Regions from separate parts of the Homo sapiens genome. Here region 2 is linked to region 1. A link is a loop called in an ENCODE intact Hi-C map of the cell type or tissue named here. Cell type or tissue: ascending aorta. All regions are shown on one strand.

What was found. Peaks named below come from ENCODE experiments on the same cell type or tissue, not always from the same donor. Only the 100,000 strongest peaks of a DNase experiment are listed, where the experiment ranks them.
Region 2: it touches region 1 in a loop (3-fold over the local background); 1 of 110 quality-filtered maps calls a loop at or near these places.

Annotation. Positions count from the first base shown.
Region 1 is chr11:846,128-850,127 of GRCh38, reverse strand. TSPAN4 (tetraspanin 4) reads right to left here. Exons shown (of 9, transcript NM_003271.5): 2 at 2,828-2,927. Among named protein-coding and RNA genes, the nearest start is that of TSPAN4, 5.3 kb to the right of the region's middle. RefSeq lists silencers at 706-765, 1,542-1,671. In ascending aorta, a CTCF peak has its summit at 1,664; a DNase peak (open chromatin) is centred at 1,638; H3K4me3 peaks cover 1,603 bases; H3K27ac peaks cover 1,209 bases.
Region 2 is chr11:1,558,100-1,562,099 of GRCh38, reverse strand. DUSP8 (dual specificity phosphatase 8) reads left to right here. Exons shown (of 7, transcript NM_004420.3): 4 at 3,045-3,211; 5 at 3,829-3,988. Among named protein-coding and RNA genes, the nearest start is that of DUSP8, 12 kb to the left of the region's middle. RefSeq lists enhancers at 1,948-2,743, 3,542-4,000. In ascending aorta, no CTCF peak of the experiment used is centred here; DNase peaks (open chromatin) are centred at 2,499 and 3,669; H3K4me3 peaks cover 1,499 bases; H3K27ac peaks cover 3,518 bases.

The DNA.
Region 1 (4,000 bases):
GTAGCGCCGGAAGGGGCCGCCGCGCGCGAAGTCCGGCTCCTTGCCCTCCGGAGAGGGGCTGCGCCGGTACGTGGACTCGTCCGTGCTGGAGCGGCGCATCGCGCCCGGGTGTGCCGGGGCCGCCGCTCAGCGCCCCGCACCCGCCGCCCCGGAACGCCCCATCCCGCCGGCCGGCGCCTGCTCCGGCCCCGCTCCTGCTCCCGCTCTGGCCCCCGCGGTGGCAGCGGGTCGCGCGGATCCGCTCGGACCCCGGCGGCGGAACCCAAACATCTGCCCGGCCCGCGCGCTGCGGCCCCCGCGCCCCCGACCCCGCGCGCCCCGCCCCGCGCCCTCCCGGCCAATCCCCGGCGGCTCCGCCCCCGCGCGGACCCCTCCCCTCCTCGCCGCACCGCCCGGCAAACCCCAGCGCTCCGCCTGGGCGGACCAATCGCAGCCCCCGGCAACGCACCAGCCGCGACCCCGGCCCCTTCGCCCGCGCCGGCGCCCCAGCCCCCCCACCTTCGCGCGCGGGAGGAAGATGCTCGCGAAGGGCGCCTGAGGGGACTGGAGGCCGGGGCCGGGGCCTGGGGATGAAACCTGGGCAGCTCTTAGCCCGCGACCGACACCCCCAGCCCTTCCCCCCACGGTACCTCGCCCGGACTCTGGCCCCGGGCCGGGCTTGGAGACCTCCAACCACGAGAACGATACTCAAAGCACTACGCAAATGGAGGGTGACCCCGTTGCTGTCTGGTGGCAACTTGAAGCGGCTCCGCCCCGGGCGCCCTTGGGGAAGCCCTGAGTGCCGGCGGCGGGTGGGGGGCTGGGTCAGCCTGCACTGCATGGAGCAGGTGTCGTTGAGTCTTTGACTATATGGGAGGTTCCAGAACACAGAAAAGCGCAGGTGTGATTCCTGAGATACCCACCCCCCCTCCACCAGGCAGCCCCGCAGGAGGCTGGCAGCCCCAGGACAGACCCAGAGCGCTCCAGGTGGGCCCGGCTCGGCCTCCGCCCCGTGCTGTCCCCAATGCGGGAGCGGGGCCGGCTTCAAGGGCAGTCGCGCGCACCCACCCCAGCTGGCTTGATGCTCTGCTGTTCCCGTCTTGAAATTCTTGGTAATTTTTAAACAAGGGGCCCAGAATTTCATTTTGCTCCAGCCCAGGCTGGAAGTCAGCCTGTAAAAGACCCCACCCCACCCCTTGACAGGTACAGACATACCGGCCCCGTGCGCAGATGTGCCTGCACTCCTGGGTGTCATCACGCCGGATGCGCACACACCTCCCACAGCCGGAGATGGGGACAGAGGCCCCCAGCTGTGCCCTGCAGCCTACCCCACGCCTCTGAAGCCCCAGCCCCACCACAGGGCACAAGGGCCCTGCGGTGTTGGGAAGATATCAGCACGTGGCCCAGATTCCTGGCAGATGACCTGAAGCCCAGAGGTGGGGAATGAGGAAGGGCAGGAGGAAGAGGAGGGAGAGGAAGCTAAGGGAGGGGAAGGGGGTGCTCCATGGCAGGGCTGACCAGCTCTGGAGGCCTGGGTCCTCCTGGAGTGACTGATGTGGGAGGTGGCAGGTCTGGGGAGGGCTGCCGTGGAAGCCCCGGGTGCCCAGGGAGGTCCCGCAGCTCTGCCCACCCCTGACGACCTGGGCTGGGTGCCCCAAGCCTCTGCTGCCCCCCAAGGGCTCTGTAGAGAACTGCAGCCCAAGCCCCAGGGCAGCACCCCATGCCCAGGTCCTCGCTGGGGGAAGGGGACAGGGGGCCCCCAGAGAACAGGAGGCTGGCCTGGAGGTCCCCTGAAGGCCCACAAGGCCATCCTGGGGCTTCCCATGGCCCCTACCCTGTCCTTCCCCTGGGGGTTCTTTGGTGGGTCTGGGCCCCAGGAATGGGTCAGAACGGCGGCCACGCATCGGGGCCCAGCAGAGACCCCAGGAGCCCTGGGACCCCAACCCTGACAGAAACCCTCACCCGCAGCTCTGCCCAGAGAGCAGATGGCGCCCGGCCCCCTTCCCCTGGCCACGCAGGTGCAACCTGAGGGCAGACACTCAGCCGTGTGCAGCGCCTCCAGGGAGCTCACATGTGACCTGGGCAGCGCTCAGAGCACCTACTCGTGGGCCAGGCAAGGGCAGGTGCCACGGGGACCCGGGAGGACCCCAGGCTGACTGGGAGAAGCCAGACCCCACCTGCAGTCAAAAACACCACCCGAGCCACCCCAAGGAGAGCATCCGCCGCCAGGCTAGCCAGTGGCACCCCTGCCCCATCTCCCCTGCGTCCCTCTGTGGCTGGGGGTGGAAGGGGAAGTGGCAGGCAAGGCTCGAGGGTCCCAGGCGGGTGGGAGGGCGAAGGGAGAGCTGGTCTGGGTGCCTGCACTGAGCCCAGCGCCCAGGATGCAGTCCCAGTGTCCCCTAAGACCCCTCCCACCCCCTTTCCCATCTACAAAGCTCTGCACACATCGCCCAGGTGAGCAGATGAAGCCTATTCAAGAAGAAATCAAAAACCTCACAAGGCCACCGAGGGTCAGGAGGAGCGGGGTTGGGGGGGGGTGGGGGCGGGGAGCTGGGCTTGCTTCTGTTGCCAAGTTCAAGATTCACACTGGGTTGCCCAGACGCAGTCAGGGGCCCGGGCAAGGCACAGTGTCAGAGCTCAGTCGGGGAGGGTCCTTCAACACCCCAGTCGGGGTGTTCTGGGACCCTGTCTCCAAAGTCCAGCCCCTCCCCACGGGAGCTCCAATTAGATACTCAGGTGTGGTGTCAAAGTGTCCGCTGGCAAGGCCCCTGGGCTGGCAAAGTGAGACCCAGAGGCAAGCCCACTGCTGCCCACCACAACCATCCAGCCCAGCCGGGCCCTGACATACCTGGGCTGGCCACAGGAAAGAGACCAGGCGGTGCTCAGGGTCCCTGAAGGCTGACCAGTGGGCAGGCAGGTGGTGGGTGCGACCAAGGAAGCCCCAAGCTCTGCAAAAGGAAAGATGGGCAGAGTGGAGCCCTGGCTTCCACCCTCAGCTGTACAGCCAGAGATGCTCCCAGAGAAGGGCAGGGAACCCCCACCTGGGGCCAGGTCCCTACAGGGCAGAGGGGCAGTCGGGGTGGGCAGGGGATACACCACCAGACTCGGAGAAGAAGACCACTGAGGAGTAGCCCCAACCAGGAAAGCTCTGAATCAATGACTGAGTCACCAAATTCTGCTCCTTCAGGGCTCTGAGACAGCCAGGCAGGGACACAGACTCACACTCACAGAGACACGGTGTGCAGAGAACACATGTTCAAAGACGTACTCACAGCACGGACATGCAGAGACACAGGCCAAGACACATGCTTGCACCCACACAGACACGCAGCAGTGCCTCCTCCCTGGGGTCCTGGACCCCTGGACCAGCCTGCTGTCTGCTTCCTACCAGGCACAAGCACCCCTACCCCACCCTGCCTTGGGCTCTGAGCAGACACCCAGGCTCAGGAAGGGGCCTCACGCCCTCCCTATGGAGCTGCCAGCAATGACCCGCAAGGCCCTCCTCCACCATGGGTGCCAGGCTGGGGAGTCTGTCCTCCTCCTGGCACTCAGGGATTTCTGGCCAGGGAGAGGCCCCAAACCCACCTGGGCAGCCAAACGCAGTGCCCACTACTCCCTGCCCTGCTGGCTCAACCCCGCAACACCTCGCCCCTCAGAACTAGCTCTCTGGAGTGAGGTAACTGTCCTTCCAGTAGCCCAAGGGCAGGAGGGAACCATAGAGCCTCCACCCCAACCCTGGCTGAGCGAGAGCCCCAAAAGAGACATCCAGAGCTCTGCAGGTTGGAAAAGCCCTGGGGACTGAGCTGCAAGGAGATCTCAGACACCCACAAGGCCAGACGGAGGTCCAACCCAAAGAGGGGCCTGCCCACATGATAAAGCAGCCTGTCTGCAGCAGCCTGGGTGCCATGCCCGTGGAGCAGCCTCTCTGAGCCCCAGCAGCAGGGCAGCAGCTCAGTCCTGGCCCAGCCCAGACCTCGGGGTCTCCACACAGCTCAGCAGGGGCAGCTCAGGACAGACAGCA
Region 2 (4,000 bases), 710 kb before region 1:
TAGGATTTGCCAGGAGGGCACTCCCAGGGCCTGGTCATGCCACCCTCAGAACTGCCTTTCTGTGCTGACATCTGCCCTGCAAGGTTGAGGCTGTGTCCCCTTTTCTCCAGAAGTGCAGCTGCCAAGGAGTCCCAGGCCCCGTGGTATACAGTGGGCTCATGGCGACACCCAGGCAGGCCCACGGGCTCTGCCCTCAGGCTCCCTCCCACCCTGTGGTGGGCACAGCCCCTGCTCTGGGCTGGCTCTGCGAAGAACCAGGGAGAGTGGGAAAGAATATATTGGGGGGGGCAGGGGTGCTGCCCCTCACCCAGGAGAAGGGATGTTCCAGGATCCCGCGGCACAGGCAACACAGCTCCTTGGTCCATTTGCAGGGACAGTAGAGGCCGGAATGTGAGGACCAAGCCTCTGTCCTCCCCACAGCAGGGCAGGTTTGCGGGAAGCGGGAGAGAAACAGTGGCAGGACAGGCTGTGCTGGGGTCCCAGGACTGCTGTGAAGCCCACCTCCCCCTGCCGCTCCTCTTCCCCCACTCCAGCTGCGCTGCTCACGATGTTGGGGGGCAAGCGGCAAGGGATGAGAGAGGGGCCTGGCCCTTTAAGCAGCGGCCCGCAGTCGGCCTTGGACCCTTGGCCGGGCGACTGCACTGCAAGTGGGTGGGGTGGCGGCCCCCGCCCTGGCGGGGAGTCCAGGGGTCATGGAGGTGGCGGGCAGAAGTGCGTCTGTGACTGTGGCCATAAGCGCTTGCAGGGTCTCCCAGGTGGCATGGGGCAGGCACATGTCCTGGTACACACGCCTTTTTTCAAGTCTGGGATTTCACTGTGAGTAACAGGTGAACTGCAGGCGCTGCCCCAGAAACCCCCGAGTCAGGGAGCAGGGATACTGGGAAGGCGCCTTTGGAGATGCCTGGGGGTAGGGGTGCCTCCCCAGGGCCCAAAGAGTGCTGGGACCTACAAAGGGTCCACTGAACCCCAACACCCCTCACTTATCACTCACCCCCAGAGCCTGGGTGGTTCTGAAATCCCTGGAGCCTCGGTCCCTGCTAGGCCTGGCATCCACAGTGGGGTGTGTAGGGACATCCACACTACCTGCTCCGCCTGGGGAGGTCCTGGGAAGCTTCCTGGGGAATTGCTGACATAGCTGTCGGTTCTCTGCACCTGTCCAGAGACTTTCCTGCCTTTACCTCCTCTGGGAGAGGTGGGAGGGTACTGATGGAATCCCCAGCACCTCCTCCTTTGGCCAGGCCCTGGAGAAAGCAGAGAGTAAGGCACAAAATCCCTGGGAGAGCCACAGGGAGGAGGAGAGGCAGCAGGTGGCAGAAGAGTCTGCAGAGAAGTGGTGCAGCCCTTCCGCCTCCCCGGGGCTGTCCTGCAGCGGGAACATCCAGGGCTACCCCAGCTCAGAACAGTGAGTGGAAGCCAGCTACAGTGCCCATCCCAGCCTCTGCTCAGGGGAACCTGCAAGCTGGGGCGTCGTTGGTGACAAGTCACCTACCTGCTTTCCCCTGTCCAGTCAGCAGGTTCCCACAGAAGAGACTGTTCCTCCAAGGCTGCTGCCTCAACCCACCCAGCCTGGAGCTTCCCCTATCTCCACAGTCCCCCAGCGTCACGCCCTTTTTAGGGACACGGGGAGCTGGCACAGCAGGTGTTCTGGTTGGGGGTTTGCACACACTCCCCTGTCCTCAGGAGTTATCCAGGGTGGCTCTACTCCACCCAGCAGGGGAGAATGGAGAGAGGAGGAGCCCTAGGCACTGGGGGCACGCGGGGCAGGCAGTGGGCACCTGCTACACATGTGGCACCAGCCTCTTCTGCAAACCAGGACAAAAAAGAGCCCTGGGGTTCCCAGGCCCTGAGCTCCCGCCGTCACTCCCCTGCCCCGTCCAATGGGATAGGGCAGGCCTCAGCCCAGCTGCCTCAGGCTCTGCACAAGCAGGAGCCGGCTTGCCATGGGGGCTTATGTTCTGGAAGGTGTCCTCGGGGTGGTGCTGGGCCATGCTGGCTTCACCCTCCCAAGAGCTGGCAGCCACCAGGTGGGTGCTGCCCAGTTTCTGGTCCACATCGGTGGTCGCCCCAGCCAGGTCAGGGACGGCCAGGTCCATTCTCACCATGTGTCTTCGTGCTCATTATCTTCTTGGAACCACATGATGCTGTGTGGCAGGCAGGAGGAGGAAGCTGAGACCAGAGCCATGGTGTGCACTACCCATGGTCACTGAGTCAGACATCCAGGGATTCACGTTCGGGTCCTTCCAGCTGGTGCAGGGCAGGGGACTTCCTCCCACCAGCCTGTGGCCTCGGACTTGGACGTGTGTGGAAGGCAGCAGCACACGCTGGTCACGTGTGCAGCGGGTGCCCACTGCCTGCTCTGCGTGCCCCCAGTGCCCCGGGCTTCTCCACTCTCCGTCCTCCCCTGCTGGGTGGAGTACAGCCATAACCAGACAGCAAATGCCCCGAGGGCTGTGCCAGGGTGATGTCATGCCTGGGGACGGGGAGGGCCTCTCGGAAGCCCTGGCCTCCTGGTCCTGGCACCCAAGCCCAGGCCTGGGGCTCCCAGCCAGCTGGAGGCAGGGAGGCATTGCATCAGTGCAGGGGAGGAGGAAGGCCCAGCCTGGCCCCAGGCCATGGGTATGGGAGATGGCCGGGCTCGTGAGGGCCTCTCCTCTGGGCTGTGTGACACACACCCTCAGCAGGAGACCCCTGTGGCCTCTGAGCCCACCCCTGCCTGGGCCCAGCGCGTGCCGTGATGGCCAGCCACCTCAACGCCACCTTTACGGGCATCCTAGCGGCGTCCTCAGCTGGGTCAGCCCCTAATTAGCATGAGGAGGAATGTGGGCGTAGGTGCAGGCTGTAAATGTGTGGCAGTACCCCCTCCCCCCACCGCGGGCAGAGCAGGTGCTCCGCCAGAGGCTTGCCGGCTGGGCTCAGGCTCGGGTCTGGGCTGGGTGTGACTGATCCTCAGCAGTAGATGGGGTGCCCTAGGCGGACAGGGCACCCTAGGCGGACAGGGAGCCCTAGGTGTTCTCTCAACCCACTTGACGGCCCTCCTCCTACAGGGGGCTTCGCCACCTTCTCCTCCTGCTTCCCCGGCCTCTGCGAGGGCAAGCCTGCTGCCCTGCTACCCATGAGCCTCTCCCAGCCCTGCCTGCCTGTGCCCAGCGTGGGCCTGACCCGCATCCTGCCTCACCTCTACCTGGGCTCGCAGAAGGACGTCCTAAACAAGGTGTGTGTGCAGTGGAGTTCGGGGGGTGGTCAATGGGAAAGGGGCAGGAGCTCCAGAAGCAGCTTGGCAGCGGAGCGGGGGATGAGGGAGGAAAGGAGCTGAAGGCAGTGGATGAGCTGGGTGTGGGAGAAGCATGGGTGGGGGCCCAGGAGGACCCCAGGCTCCCCACCCATGCCCCTGGAAGGACCACAGCAGGGCTTGCGGGAGGGCCCGGCAGGGCTCGGGGGAGGAGCGGGGAGCTGGCATGCCAAGCTGCGGATGTCACTGGGCCTCTGGCCAGCTCTGAAAGAATCCCATGTTTTAAAAATGGTGACGAGGGAAAAGGGTAAAAGCCACCACCCAGGCAATCATAAAATTCCTAGGAGCCCACCACCAGCCGTGGGTGGGGCCTGCAGTCGGAGGCCAGCCGTGCCCCACCCCCCGCACGGGCCCAGGGTGCCAGGGTGGACCAGAGAGGCCTCCTGGGCCCTCCCCTGGATACACTGGGATCTGGGACAAATTCCAAGGCTCCCAGGATTCTAAAGGCCCTCCTGACGGCAGGGCAGGAAAAGCCTCCACCTTCACTCCCGCCCCGAGCTTCTCCCACCCCTTTCCAACCCGCCCTCCCGCCCCTCCAGGATCTGATGACGCAAAATGGAATAAGCTACGTCCTCAACGCCAGCAACTCCTGCCCCAAGCCTGACTTCATCTGCGAGAGCCGCTTCATGCGGGTCCCCATCAACGACAACTACTGTGAAAAACTGCTGCCCTGGCTGGACAAGTCCATCGAGTTCATCGGTGAGTCTGCGG